2 separate regions of the Homo sapiens genome follow, and region 2 is linked to region 1. Evidence: chromatin loops called from intact Hi-C (ENCODE). Cell type or tissue: heart left ventricle. All regions are shown on one strand.

Region 1 (8,000 bases):
TCCAATCACCTTTTAAAGGGGTCACCTCTCAATACTGCCACATTCGGGATTAAGTTTTCAACATGAATTTTAGAGGGGACCTTTAAACCATAATGAATATCTTCTTACAGTGTTATCTCTATTTCCTAGTGCTATGAATTCAGCTGAATTGTAGAGTTGACAACATACCGTTGCTTCAGTATCTTGTCCTGCTTGTTCTGAATGCTTTTTCCTAAATGCTTTATTGTTGTTGCTGTTGTTGTTGTTCCTGCATAGGGCAAAATGAGATGCCTTTATTTCTATTAAGTTTCAAAAATACTCAGAAGGATATGTGAAGCTATTTCCTACCTGCTTGTTATTCTACTGTGTTTCCCCTGAAACTTTCCATGTCTTGAGATGACTCAATACCATGGAAAGCAAATTATTATTCAATTTAAAAATCAAGACTCATTTAAGGTATCTAAATTCCAATTTGGACAGCAAAAGGTTAATAGCGCATAGAAAAAATTCCAGCAGCCCACAAATCTAAGCATAATTATGTATGAACATGAGGCTTTTATTGCTGTCAAAATTAATCACTTTTCAACTTCCAGCTGTTAAAACCCTTCTGGCAGTTCTCCAAGCAATTCCCCTACAGTTACTTTTCCTTCAATTAATTTCTGGTGCAGTTCACAGGCTCCTGTTACATAAGCAGCAACTGAAAAGTTGACTTCTTGGGCTTTCTTTCTCTTTCCTTCCTTTCTTCCTTTGCTTAAAACTAGAAAACGACAGAATATGAAGCTTACTACTTTTACTCTTTCAGCTTGACTCTTAAAATCTAGAAACGAGCAGTGTGGAATTAAAGTATTAGTATTTATTATAAAGCACTTTATGTGTGTGAAGTGATTTGTAATAATTTTTATTAGCCATTTCTTTCCACCGTCCTCTGAGGTACGTGAATGTTGTTATGTTTGCACTCTACAGCCCCACCCACTTTTCTCCCCCAGAAACTTTGCAGGAAATGGAATTTACAAATCTTCAGCACTGGGTTTAACCCCGATGGTATGCACCATTTATTTCTGGGATGGTGGCTACCTTCGCCACTCCTGTAGGCATACAGGTTTGTTGTGGTGGGAATTATCTCAGAAGGAGAAGCCGTGAGGTGCCTGAAGCTGCCCAGTTGCCTCAAAGCTCTCGTGGTGGACTGCACCCCCAACCCCCATTCTAGAAGCAGCTGCCAAGAGACTGGTTGAGTTCTGAAGGGCAGAGGCCTGTGGTAAACTATGCCATTGTGTTGACTATGAATCCTCAAGGAGATTGATAAATGATCACAGTGTATGATTGTATGAAAGTCTGCATCTTTGCATTTGCTTGGCACAGACCGAGTGCTTGCACATGGGTACTGGGTCAGATGTGTTGTCTTTCCAGTCTTCCTTCCTGGGATTCCAGAAGAATAGTCCTTGCATCCTTTCTCACTGCTGTAGAGATCTGAATGAAGGCCGACGCTGCGCTTCCTAGGGACGGGGAGTTCTAATTCCTCTCACCTCACCTGCATTATCAGGGCATATGCTCTTCCACATCTGAGTGAGTTAAGCCAGTTTCATTTCCCTGGTTTGTCTCTTCCAGCTCCCTCCAAAGTTGCCTGCCCTCTTCACACCTGGGGTGGAGGGCGCCTTCCCTGGGCACCCTCCTTCTCCTCCTCATCCACCCTGCTTCATGCTGTTCCATAATTGCACGTTAAAATGCTGTAATGAACAGATGCTTCTAGTGTGTAGTCTCTTTGTAATTTCTGCTATCATCCTCCATTTTCATGCAAAATTAATGTATTTCCAGATGCTGATTCCTGAGTCTTTCTACCCGATAGTGGCAGTGCATGAGATTTGAAACTGGGCAAGGGGGTATGAAGATGTGTTTGGGGCAGAGGTAAAAGAGTAAAGAGGTCTTGCCTATTAAAAAAAATGTAAGAATGCAGCAAACACCTTGTAGTGCCTGTTTGTTTTATCATGAATATGCAGTTCTGTGCTACCCTGTATTTATGTGGTTGGGAGGAGAGACTGCAGATGCAGGGGAAATCTTCATTCCATTCTTATCATTCAGACTCTAAAGTGGCTTGTCATTGAAAATTTGGGCTTTGAAAATTCAAGGCTGTCATAATTTAGGCTATGGAGCAAGATTTCTTGTCCAAGCAGGAGTCTTGCTGGTCAGTGGGCTGGGGAGTGATTTGTGTGAATTTATCTCAGCACGAGTCCCCTGAGGCTGGTTTCTAGGCTGCCTTGGTTAAAAATAGCCTGTTGATGAAATCACATCCTAGCTCAAACCTAGCCCAAGGAAATGGCTCAAGGCCCGAGCACCTTACTGGAATATGAAGCAGAGACAGATTCACCAAGAAGTCATCAGATTGTCCCTTTACTACAATTTGCACTGCAGTGAAAAATCTGTGTCAACCTCTCCCTCCTCTTTCAAAAATTAGCTGGTTAGATTCTCACAGGACTGCGTTATTTGACTCCAGTCAGGGTAATTTGGACAAATCTTACTGAGCCCTGAATTGATGGTCTAGAGTGAATTGAGTCAGGATTAAAGTCAGGATTCTCTGAGTCTGACGACCAGAGGCCAAGACTCTTCCTTTGGGAAGCTGCCAAGACATCTAAGAGACAGGCTGGAGATCATGTTGAGAGCACCAAGGCCAGGAAGGACTGCTGATGAAGTTTTGTCCTTCTGTTCAGTATTTAACGTACTTCCTATTTGTAAGACATTCCTTAAAAATTGCTACAGGCACAGTTTTTGTTAATTGGCTTATATAACATGCATGAATATTATTTTTCACTGAAAATACCTTTTTGTACATTATGTGCTTGTTTCCTTAATTGGATACTCTGTGGGTGGTTTGGCTAGATTTGGTGTTCCCTAGACCTGTAGATTCTATCATTCGAACTCCAAACATCTCACCAAACTCTACCAAGTGTAAATTAAAAACAAATACGTATGCAGTCAACAAGTTGGGGAGAAGAAGTTCTGTTTGGCATTAGAGTCACTTTGCAATTGGCAAAATACAGTTACAGTAATTTATATTGCTCTTATTCCATCTGCTTTCTGGCTTAAAATGTCCTGGATTGCCTCAAACTCTGAATATGCAATATTTTCCATTTACAAAATTTTCCTGCATAATCCATTTTATTTTTCAGAGAACTTTTGAAAAACAACATTGGTTAGTTTCATATTTCTAGAGTCAAGTTTTATGTGATATGATTTTTAATCTTATAAATGGATGATAAAGCCTGAAGAGATAATCCAGGGAAACTTCTAGAGAGAAAATGTTTGTCCCATGGACTCAGTGCAAATTCTGCCAACAAATGAATAGTTCACAGCAGCTGGACTTTGTAGAGGCAGAGCCCACATAGTCTCAAGTAAATTCCTTCTGAGGCCTGCAGCTTTCTACCACCACCCCCTGGTTATGTTTAAATACGTTCTGCCTCCATGCCTCTTTGGAACTTCAAATTTCTTTTTGGAGCCATGGAGGCATGAGTGTTTATAAATTATCTTCTTCACTACTCAATTATGAAAGGAGGAGTAGAAATGAGTGCACATGTTGAAGATTATAGGAAAACACGCAAGTTTCAGAGTCTGTATGATTCTGGGACAGGGGAATGGAGGTGAGGGGATAGTAGCTGGTCCTGGGATTTGGCACTCCTGTCTATTCATTTGCCAGGAGTTACACTCACCCACTTCTGTGTACCGTATTAGGGAGGGAAGGTAGGGATGGAAATCATAGAGTAAACAGTCTCATCAATTCCAGCCACATCGCCTGAGTTTTCAAGTGATAAATAGGATTGTTTGGAAGGCATTGGCAGGCTCTTTTCATGGCATTAGGTACTATTTAGAAGACAAATGATTTGAAGTTGTCTTCTTAGTTGAGAAACATTTGCAAGGATTTTCTGTTTTGCCTCTTTCAACATATAACACTATTATTTAGTTTAGTTGTTTGTTTGTTTCCTAAACAGGGTCTCACTCTGTCACCCAGGCTGGAGTGCAGTGGCACAATCCTGGCTCACTGCAGCCTTGACCTCCCTGTCTCAGATGATCCTCCCACCTCACCCTCTGGAGTAGCTGGGACCACAGGCATGTGCCACCATGCTTGGCCAATTTTTTTTGTGTGTATTTTTTTTTGAGCCGGGGTTTCATCATGTTGCCCAGGCGGGTCTCAATCTCCTGGGGCCAAGCGATCCACTGGCCTTGGCCTCCTAAAGTGCTAGGATTAGAGGTGTGAGCCACTGCACCTGGTCCACTAGTTTAGCTTTTATCCTACAAAACTGTCTTCAGTTGAATTATAACAATGACTTACATTTGAATTCTACTGTCTAATTTTCACAGACATTATTTCATTCAATACTCCTGTGATCAAGACTTTTTTTTTTTTTTTTTGATACAGAGTTTCACTCTTGTTGCCCAAGCTGGAGTACAAAGGTGTGTCCACCTCCCGGGTTCAAGTGATTCTCCTGCCTCAGCCTCCCGAGAGCTGGGATTACAGGATCCCACCACCATACCCAGCTAATTTTGTATGTTTAGTAGAGACAGGGTTTTGCCATGTTGGCCAGGCTGGTCTCCAACACCTGACCTCAGGTGTTCCTCCCACCTTGGCCTCCCAAAGTGCTGGGATCATAGGCATGAACCACTGCACCCAGCCCTGTCATCAATACTTAATTGGAGCCGGAAAGGAAGGTATCATTAACTCACTGCTCGGGCATGGAAATTAAGAGAAAAGTAACTTGTCCAGGCTCACAGGGCAAGTTGGTGGCAAAGTGGGGACTGCAGCCAAAGTCTCCTGGCTCCTAGTACAGTGTTTTCTATTGGAAAAAGCAGTGTTTAGTGATGCTTATTAGCTATTGGCATCCTTCATGAAGATGGTAACATCTCTGGTCCATCAGGAGGGAGGTACATTGTGCTTTCTTCAGTAGACACTCATATGTAGGTTATTCTTCAGTTTGTAACTGCCCACAGCACCTGTTATGCCAAGTTATTCTTACCTTGCCTGCTGGATTTTCTGGACAACCCATAACCTTTGCTAGAAAGAAGCCTGCACGTGTTCTATTTCTGGAGCTTCGCTAGTCTGCCAGCAGTACTCAGGTCCCCAGGGTACCTACCTATTTCAAGTTGCTTGAAGGTGTGCTTCTGGGCACCTGGGAAGTGCGTTGGACCCCTAGAATGTACCTGCCCTGGCTGATACTTAATATGAAAGCTGCCTCGTTACTACTGTCCTTATCAGCTCAGTACCCAGGGAGGTGTCCAGGCCTGGACATTGCTCCTCAAACAATAGTTTGGTTTCATTCCAGGAGCTTTTGTTGTTGCCGTCTTATTGGCTGTTATTTGGAAAGCTTAGAGATGAGGCTAGTTTAACAAGTCAAGAGTCGCTGTGAAATATCTATTTTGCTGCCCTGTAAAAACAGAATACATTCTCTGATTTTGACTGTGGTGAGGAGCTTGATGCTGGATTGATGCTACAACAACTTCAAAGTACTGGCTTTCTTGAAGGTACAAAGAGTTGAAGCTATCACCATTTAGCTTTTAGATAATCTGCACATTTTGTTCTTCCCTGCTGCTCAATTGCCAGAGTTTAATAAGGATGCCTTAGAACACATGATCTCTCCTTGCAGTTTAAATCAATCACCCATTAATTGACACACAAACCTCTCTAGAAAGAGCTCATCTTCTTGGTTTCTGGGAATGTGACCTGGTTCTCTGTTCAGGTATAGGGTCACCTTTGTTCTCTCTGTTTGTTTCCCAAGCTTTAGGTAAAACTTCTAACCAGGCATGGTTTGTCTTCAGCTCTATTTAATTTGTTTCAGAGGCTTCTAATCTACTTTAGATCTTTCCCTTTCTCCCTCCAAACTTCAATTTGAGAATGAATTCCTACTGCAATAATATTAAGGGTGGGGCCTTTAGGAGGTGATTAGATCATGAAGACTCTGCCCTCATGAATGGGATTCGTGCCCTTATACAAGGGCTTAAGGGAATCTGTTTGTCCCTTTTCGTCCTTCCATCATGTGAGAACACAGCATTTGCTCTTTCTGCCACGTGAGTTTGCAGCAAAAAGGCACTTACCAGACAGCAAATGCTGGTGTTTTTATCTTGGACTCCCCAGCCTCCAGAACTGTAAGAAACAAATTTCTGTTTTTTATAAATTACCAAGTCTAAGGTATTTTGTTGTAGTAGCAGAAATAGACTAAGTCTCATTCATAGACCCGGTGCTTTCCAGCTGCTCAAAATTATTTGCTGTGCAGTCCTAACTGGGTCCGCATTTGATGGCATCTGTGGGTCATTACAAGGTTTCTTTCCCTCTCAAAATTCTCCTAACTTCTCTTGGAAGCCCTGCCCTTTCTGTTTATAATAAACAACTTCTCTTTTAAAAAAAGATAGCCATTATGATGATTACTATCAACACTATTATACCACCACCATTACCCCCTACTCTTTGCCAAGCCCTGAGAACACACAAAAATATAAAAAGACTCTCTGCCCTGGGAGAGTTTCTAATCTGGGTGCAGGAATATAAACACTATTGATCACAAGTCAATTCCTGTCTTACTTCTAGGATAAAATGCTTATGCATTCCAATAGGAAATATAAGAGCATGATGCCTTAGCCCATGGTACTTTTGAGAGGCCAATGAAGAGATATTCAGAAAAGGCAGGGACCCTGAAAAAATCATATCACATCAATGGGTATCTACAAAAGCCTACCTTTAAAATCTTCTCTACCACCTGTTTCCAGCTGATGGCCCTGTGATTGTCCATAGTAAAACCACACAGGGTGTATTTGGGGGTGGCCTTTTTTGTTGTGGGGGTGATTCTGTGAGTGTTGCTGTAGCTCACCCTAAATTACTCATGTCCATCCTAAAGCACAGCGGAAGAGATGTACATGACTGTCAGACCAGAGCTTCTGCCAAGCAGAGGCAGGATGCAACAAGACACTTGAAAGCAGAAATCTTCCTGTTTCTGTAACATTTCCAGCTGGAAAACCAATCAGAGCCACACATTCCAGCTACACTTGGGAAACACTGAAATATCCAAGTAGTAATCACCTAGGTATGCTGCTAACTGCAGCTCAAAATAATTCTGGGGTTGCCAGTGCCATGTACCTTGTAGGCTTCCAATTACCTGTGCTCACTTCTCTCTTTTCTCCAAGGACCAATTATTGGGGGAATTTGGCATTTCTCCTCCTCTCTGCTTCAGCCATTCAAAGAAAGATTGTTATACACCAGAATGTCTGACCATTTTAATTAAGCCAGTCAAAGGTAGGTGCTGAAACAGTTTAGCCCCCGAAGCAAGGATTAAACACTTAAGGTTGAGGAACATAGAGGTTAGTTAGTGTCAAAGAGTTGGAAGAGACCCTAGAGTAGGATGACCATACATTTCAGTTTAACCTGAAAGCCCCTGTCTCGGTGTAATTATTATCACTTCTTTTCTCTCAAAAGTGCTCAGTTGGGACAAAAATGATATAGCTACTTTGCCTTAAAGATTATCTAGTCTGCCTTTCAGTTTGGTTCAAATTTAATGTAGAAATTATCTTTCTGTGAATGATGGAGACTTGGGAGATGTAAAAAAATAAAAAAAAGCTTTTATTTTATTTAAACCTTAAATAAACCTATTTATTTTTATTAAAATCTTTCTGTTTTCTCTTCCTTTCAAACACATGGTCATCTGTTTGCTATTAACCACCAGTAATGGGGGACTCATACTTTGCAAGGAATCTCTAATTAATGAGTTCTCAGTTCTGCATCAAAATCTTCCTTCCTCTGGCTTCACCCTTTGATTCTAGTTCCTTCTTCTGAAACAATCTAGAGTAAATTTCTTCTCTCTTCCACAAAATATTTTCCATTTTGGTATATTTGTGGTGTCTTTTTCAAGAAAATAATCATGTTTACTTCACTTCCTTTTTTGAAATTCGAAGGAAACTGATCTGATTTTGGACTGAGATACCTTATTTTATTTTTTATTTTTTTGAGACAAGGTCTCGCTGTGTCACCCAGGCTGGAGGGCAGTGGTGTG
Region 2 (8,000 bases), 120 kb before region 1:
AAATGTTTACATGTGTGCTGAAAGGTAGCTTGATACTTGTTGTTATTATAATATATTGTCAAGAACTGTGAATGGTCTGAGACTTAGCCCTACTTACAAGTTAACAAGGTGGTCTGCCATAGTTTCATGGATGTTGGTAGAAGACATGAGACTCTTCAGTCAGAGATGAAGGACAGTTTATCCCTCACAGCAAAAGCAGTAGCCAGAGTATTAGCATTTTTGTCCCAGTTCCTCAAGCCTCAATCCCCAAAGTGTGATGGGAAGGCCAGGTGACACCAATACATGGAGTGGATTATGTTACAGGAGATGACCCCTTCATTGAGGGAAACGGGATCTTATATATCTTATAATGGGAAGCAAACTCTGGAGAGAGACACTCTGTCTTCCAAGATTATTCACTATACAAACACTTTTGAAAAGGTAGTCCAGAACAAAGGCAGTCAATGTCTTGCTAACAAGACATGCAGAAAGTGAGGGAATCATGGAGAATTGTCTCTAGGTCCATTTTCTGTTGTTTATAACAGAATACCTTGAAATTGTGTAATTTATAAGGAATGAAATTTATTTCTTACTGTTCTGGAGGCTGGGAAGTCCAAGGTCAAGGAGGGACACCTGGTGAGAGCCTTCTTGCTGGTGGGGACTCTCTGCAGAGTCCTGAGGTGGTGCAGGTATCACATAGTGAGGGGGCTGAGCATCTTTGTTCAGGTTTCTCTTCCTCTTCTTACAAAGCCACCAGTCCCACTCCCATGATAAGCTATTTACCCATGAATCCATGAATGGATTCATCCACTCATAAAGGCAGGGCCCTCATGACCCAATCACCTCTTAAGGCCCTGCTTCTTAATATTGTCACATAGGGGATTAAATTTTAACATAAGTTTTGCAGGGGACAAATATGCAAACCATAGCCTAACATATAGGCTCTAGGAATGAGGTGTGAGGGAGGAGTCCTATTGCCTTCACCATCTAAAATCCCGGGAGACAACCATATTCACCAAAAAGAATACGAAAATTGTGGACAGCCAAATTGTTCCAGCCCCTCTGAGCGACGCCAGCTGAAATCTCTCAGCAGAAGTGGTGGGAAGTCCCTGGCTGGGAGCATTCTGTTTGGTCCCCCTGCCTAGTTGGAGAATCCCACCGCCTTCCAATGCAGCAAATGGCTGTGAGGAGACTCCAGAGTCAGTTAGCTTTCCCTCATATGAGGGAGCTTCAGGGCCAGGGGCAGGCCCTAAGCAAAGATGCCTTGGTTCTGTGGGCTAGGTCACTGGGCAAGAAGGCCAGCACTTAGGGAGCAGACTTCCAGGCTCTTTGTACTGGATTTTCTGGATTCTGTTTGGTAGACTCAGATACAAACATATAATTATGTCACTGAAAAAAGGTTTTACTGAAAAAGACAAAACGTATGAAAGGAGTCTCAGTAAACAGAGTGCACAGAGAGTGAACAGAAGTGTAAAGTGATGGGTTGGGGAGGTGGGGAAGGAGGCTTCGGGAGAAACTAACAAGCAAAACAAAACCATTTCTTGTCTAATCTTATGTCCCTAGCAAAGGTGCAAACGGAGCTATCAGTACTGCAAAAGATAGCAATCATATTGGTAAGCAGGGGTAAGCATGTTCTTGTTTTAAGCTTACTTTAGATATCTACCCCCTTAGGGACTGGTTTCTTGGAAGAAGCAAGCAGGGCATTTGCCAAAGCTATCAGTTTCTAGATATTCAATACCTGGCTTTGGTAAAGCATGAAGGGGAACATTCCATCAGGGCAAGACTGAGATTAAGACATAGAGACCTGATCGAGAAACAGATCAGCGTTTTAACACACCCAGTCAAGGGGAAATGAAAGGCTTCCCTAGCTGCCCCATTAACTGCAAATCCTCAGGCCAACCGGGGGGCAAATGACAGAAGGGAGAGGCTCCACAGAACACCATTAAGCAGCTGCAAATTGAAACATTAATCTCTGTGATTCGGCTTAAAGGAACACCAGTTCTCTAGTTGATGAAAATGCTGATAGGCTCCATGCTGGGAAAGTTCTGGTTAGAAGGGTGGCCCTCCCTTTGGGGAGCTCCAAGGACTGGCTTGGGGGATGGCAATTCCCATGGCAGCATCCAAGCATTTTATTACAATCGCAAAGGGGAATGCGTGGTACTCCTTTGGAAACACTCTCCTGGAATTTGCAAATATTTTCAGCTCCAGCAACTTAATGGCTTTTCTCAGAAGCACCAGATGAGGGAAAGGGATCCTCTTCTGCCATGATAGTGCCCATTCTTTGTGTTGAGCCCTAGAGAAGGGATTGGGAGTCTTGTCAAATGAAATGTGGGCTATCACACACTATCTGTACGCTGCTGCCCACGGAGCTTAAAGCAGATTGCCTGGGTCTTAAAGCAGATTGTCTTCTTCCCTCTCAGAGCTGGGACTGTTTGTGTGAGGGGTTGCTGGATATGGGGCTACTGTTGGGGCTCCAAGGCTTCTCACAAAGGACTCTGCCTCTTTGGAGTCGAAATAAATTAATGGGGTCCCAGGCCTGCTTCAGAACATTCTTGGTACATAGTAATATCTAACAATGACCACCCACTGTCTATGTTCCCGCATCTGCTCCGAGTGCTTTATATGTATTCATTCCTTTGAATCTGCAAAACCTCTCTGTTCGGTATTGGACACTGAGGCAGAGACTTTAAGTCACTTGGTCAAGGTGATCCAGCTTACAGAGGGTAGAACCAGCATTTGAACCAGGCAGCGAGGTGTTAGCCTGGGATATACCACTTCTCGTTGTGTGCACCCAACTGTTAGTCACTGACTGGTAGGCTGCTGTGGCTGGTGGGGCCTCTGCTCTGCAGAGATTGCCCAGCCACAGCTTACCTGACCATGCGGCTGTCTGCATGGCACCCACTTCTGCATCCTCTAGGCTGGGCTCTGCTCGCCAGTCCGGACACCCTGATTCTCTGTCCAGCTGCTTTACTGGACTATTCTTACTATTACAGCCTCCAGTGCCTGTGCTCTATCTGCAGGGCTGGACTCCTTCCGGTGGGGAGGGAGGACAAGCTGTGACCCCCTGGACACCACAGTTGTCCCTTTCTTCAACAGTTAGCTGGGCGCTGCCCCACTGTGTCCTCAGCTCAGCTACTGAACCTGCTGCTGGCTCATGAAGCATCAGAACTGCGCTGTGCTGGAGTGGAAAGAAGAAGGCTTTGGGGCCGGTGAAGTGAGATTGAATGCTATCTCTCCAATGGATCGGCTGTGTGACCTTCATAAGGTCATTCATCTTTCAATCGGGGCTTCCCTTGGAAGAAAAGATGAGCTAACCTTTATGAAAGCACTTGACACAGGGCTTAGCACACAGTAGGCTGTCAATAAATCTTAGCTCTCCCGCCCTGCCTTCTCCATGTGAAATACGGCTATTCAAAATAAAGAAGTGTTAGCCACAGGCCCTACGAATTTTATGTGTTTGCTCAGCCCCCCAGGGGAGGAACTGTGAGTGTATGTGGGGTCGATGTATGAGCGGGTAAAACTGGGCAGTGTATATACCAGGCTATTAATAATGATGTGGCTCATATGTTTGAAATTCAAGGATATGTTCATACAAGACCTAAGTATGTTTTTACAGCTCCACAAACCATTCATCCACCCCAGCATAACTTTTTTAGTGCCGGTTTTAGAATTGTGATGTTTTCTCTTTTCTCCTTAAAAAGCGATTTACATTGCAGAGCAGTTTCTGGCCTTGGCATGCTGTGGAGTTAGTGCCTGGACATTTCTTTTCTTTAACTGTTTATTAAGGATGAAGAATCTAGCTTGGAGATATCTTAAATCCTACGAATTTTGTCAAAAATTCAGCTCCAACCACTTTTTGAGCATAAAGAGAAAATAATTGGTTTTAAAATACGTACATAAGTTTAAACGTTGGGATCCCTGCCGAGACCTGGGGAGGAATTACGGGAATGTCAGAACCTGGAGAATTCCCAGAAAGGCTGGGATGAGGCGCTCCTGGGGCCCTTGAGGAAAGGCTGATCTGGGTGGGAGCATGAACCCAGCTTGGTTTAGGGTTTTCCAGGAAGTGAAGGCCTGCAGTGCTGTCTTTGGCAGCCCAGATAAAGGGAAATTTCATTCATAACTAACTTCTACCTGAATTTGAGTACGCCATGGGAGAAAATTATGGCTTTGGGTTTTCTTGCCAAAGTGATTTGAATTCCATCCAGTTCTGTTACAATGAAAACTGCCCTCCATGATTGGCTAGATGGTATATTTAACATTCTCATTACTTGCAGGATCAGGAGCTGCCAATTTGAGTCCTATCACTGTGATGTTGTAACTACTGATGCTCCATTTTCCAGATAAAAAATAGAAAAATATTTTGAAAAATGTGTAGAGCTATCTATAAACAAGAAGCTGACCTAGGACACATAGCTTTTGACCCCTTAATGGATTATTTAATTTATTTATTTCACTACTGTCCTCTCTAGCCCATTTGACTGCTGCTAATTTGGACATGGAAGCCAGTGACTTTACCACTGACAGCCAGCAGGACAGGCTTCATGGGCATGTGACCTGTGTAGTAACCCATGGCCCCATCCTTGAAAGCAGCCCATATCTGGTTTAATGCTTTGCTGCGGGTGTCTTGAAATTCTTAATACTTTTTGAAAAAAGGGGCTTGCATTTTCATTTTGCAATGGGCCCCCAAAATTGTGTAGCTAGTTCTGATGGCCAGACTTACCCCTGTTCATTTGCCTGGCTAGGTGGCGATTCCTTTCTTCCTTCCCTCCCTCTTTGGTCCATATATGTCACTTTGACGCCCTTTTGTTGATGTAGATGACTGTTTTACTTCTCACAGCCTCTATCTGCTATCTGGGAGGTTTGGCCAACTTGGGAAGGGTGAGGGCTGTGAGTGCACAATCCAGATTTGAGTGGGTGGCAGAACGCTCTGATACTCAGGAACACATTGCATCTCTACAGGGAACCTGTTGTGTGTCTTGGAGTGAAGACTAGAAGTGACTGTGTCGTCCACAGCTATGAAGACCTGTACATCCACTTAGGAAGGTGTCAGAGTTGTGGGGATGGCAGTGGTCAGGGGCATTATTTTGAAAGTAAAAGTAAATAGAACGGGATGTTGAGGTTGATGAAGCCCCAGAACTGCAGTGAGTAAAGATCCATCTTGATTAAGTTGCACATGCAGACAGGGGACATGAAGCCAGGCCTTTTTATTTGTTCATATTGGCATACCCTTACTTTTTAGTGAGGCCCTTGTTGTTCCTTCATGCCGACATGTAAGTAAAATTGCTCTGGGTCTCAAGATATAACTGTCTGTCATGGCTTCTTTAGAAAGGATTTTTGAGTAAAACGTCAGGGCCAGTTTGGATTTCACAGTGCCAGGAATCAAATTCCTGGTCAGTGTGTGAAGATTGAGGACTTTGGTCCCATAGTCACACACAAGTGCAAATGAACATGTAAGCACAACTGGATATCATAGAAATCTGGATCACAGAAAGATGGACAATCGGGACTAAGCTAGGACTGTGCACTCCAGAGGGGTGACTGGAGCTAAATCCAGTCTTCATCTGGGGGATGTGTCTGCCCGGAGGTATTGCCTCTTAAACATCCATGCTAATGGGCCAGGTGTAGTGCCTCATGCCTGTAATCCCAGCACTTTGGGAGGCTGAGGCAGGCAGATCACTGGAGGTCAGGAGTTTAAGACCGACCTGGCCAACATGGTTGAAACCCCGTCTCTACCAAAAATTACAAAAATTAGCCAGGCGTGGCTGGGCGCGGTGGCTCACGCCTGTAATCCCAGCACTTTGGGAGGTCGAGATGGGCAGATCACGAGGTCAGGATTTCGAAACCATCCTGGCTAACGCGGTGAAATCCCGTCTCTACTAAATATACAAAAAATTAGCCGGGCGTGGTAGCGGGCGCCTGTAGTCCCAGCTACTTGGGAGGCTGAGGCAGAAGAATGGCGTGAACCCGGGAGGCGGAGCTTGCAGTGAACCGAGATCGCGCCACTGCACTCCAGCCTGGGCGGCAGAGCAAGACTCCGTCTCAGTAAAATAAAATAAAATAAAATAAAATAATAAAATAAAATAAAATAAAATAAAATAAAATAATAAAATAAAATAAAATAAAATAAAATATAAAGTAAAATAAAAATAAATAAAAATTAGCCAGGCGTGGTGGTGTGCACTTGTAATCCCAGCTACTCACGAGGCTGAGGCGGGAGATTTGCTTGAACCCTAGGGGATGGAAGTTACATTGAGATGGCACCGCTGCACTCCAGCCTGGGTGGCAGAGTGAGACCCTGTTTAAAAAAAAAAAAAAAAAAAAAATTAACACAAAGGCTGACAGCCCTCAGAGAGATTCTTCATCTCGAATTCTACCATAAGAATTAATTATTTTTTTTTCTGATTTTAAAGGCAAAAATTGAACTTGGTATAAAAGCTTGAAAATAAGTGAAAAAGAACAATAAAAAGTACTCATAATCTCATAACCCAGAGATGATCATTGTCTTCTTTTTTTAAAGGATTTTGTAAAGGAGTAAGTCCTCTGGGGCATTAAGGGATGATTTTATATACAAATTTTATGTCACATTAGCCTGTAAAAATTCCCCTCTTGTGTATGTGAATAGTCTTGAGAGATAAGTGTCTTGTAAAAATGATTTTGTGTTTCTGCAAACTTGTTACTGGAGACCATGGAATTTCCTTTTTCTTTTCTTCACTGTGGTGGAAAAAGATGTTCGTTAGATTTGGTCTACTTAAAACTGAGAACTTACAAGTAAAAATCCACTCTCCTTTTTTTTTTTTAGGAGGGAAATGATTATGCAGGTGTTCAAATGAGGTTTTAACTGCATATGCAGAGACTCTTAAGCCAGTGGCCTTCCTGTGTTTGTCAAACTAAACTTTGGATTGTGATTGTGCCGAGTTTCCTGTGCTGCTCTTATTAATAGATCCTGTGGATAAGGATCTCACAGACCTATCTTTGAGTGGCCAGTGTATTCGTGTTAGGGGGGAGAAGTGATTTTCATATGGTATGTTTTTTCCTTCTTTAGTTAAAAAATCATTAAAGCCTTTTGTGTTCATATGACTTGAAAGGCAAGGGGACCTATAGTTAACTTGAGAGTTAAATTATAACTTCTACCTTCTGTGTAAAGATAAAGACTCCTTTTTTAAAAAAATCAATGACCAAGTTGGTTGGGTGAGGGGTGTTTTCTCATACCGTCTGCTCTTTCTACTTTCACCTGCTATCCCCTTCAGCCTTTAAAGAAAAACACTTGATGTGTGAATGTGGATGAAAATGACTATTTGGTTTTTGTTTTGTTTTGGAGTTCTAACATTTATTCAATTTAATTCAGCCACCATTTCTGCATGGATAGACACCTACCTGGTGAGCTGGAGGTGCGGGGAGGATGGAATCACAGGCAGAAGGCCCACAGTGCCTGACCTAGAGGGGTGTTGCCGCTCCAGCTGGGTAAATGGAATCTTATTCCAAGATATAAAGGATACAGTTGTTTACAATTTCCTTAACCGAGGAGCATTTGACAGGGATGATAATATTAGGGTAACTGACTTCACCTGCAGTTTTTTCTAAGGGCTAAAACTGAGCCAGAGGCCTCTGTTAATGGAACTGGATCTATTGTGAAATTACATCAGGTTTGTTGGGGCAGCAAACATGAGGTCCTCTTTGTCATTTTGGGGGTTTGAAGCCATACCAAGGGCCTTGGTCAGGATGGGCCCCAGGAACATCTAGGTTGATTCTTTCCCCACTCCTTTCACCTAAATTTCCTTAGAACTGTGCAGAGTGTGTATAGGCCTATGATTGACACCTCTGGGATGAGATGGGTCTCTAGTCCTAGCCCGTGGGTGCAGGTAGAGAGATCATAGTGACTAGCTGGGGCCAAATCTTCTACTGGGCTCCTTGAAACTGCCACAAAGGATAGGTCAGAAGTTCCTGACCATCGTTTTAAGTTCTGGTTGGTTTGACCCTTTTGGCTTTTTTGTCCATCTGATGAATGATCACCAAATTGTCAC

The links. A loop is a pair of places that touch in the nucleus more often than their neighbours do. Peaks named below come from ENCODE experiments on the same cell type or tissue, not always from the same donor. Only the 100,000 strongest peaks of a DNase experiment are listed, where the experiment ranks them.
Region 2: a loop joins it to region 1, with 1.9 times the contacts of the local background. A loop is called at or near these places in 3 of 110 quality-filtered maps.

Annotation. Positions count from the first base shown.
Region 1 is chr5:74,377,643-74,385,642 of GRCh38, reverse strand. The region is part of intron 2 of LINC01331 (long intergenic non-protein coding RNA 1331); the gene reads left to right. Among named protein-coding and RNA genes, the nearest start is that of LINC01333, 60 kb to the right of the region's middle. In heart left ventricle, a CTCF peak has its summit at 3,384; no DNase peak of the experiment used is centred here; H3K27ac peaks cover 2,229 bases.
Region 2 is chr5:74,501,691-74,509,690 of GRCh38, reverse strand. All of the region lies in intron 2 of LINC01331 (long intergenic non-protein coding RNA 1331), which reads left to right. Among named protein-coding and RNA genes, the nearest start is that of LINC01331, 31 kb to the left of the region's middle. In heart left ventricle, no CTCF peak of the experiment used is centred here; no DNase peak of the experiment used is centred here.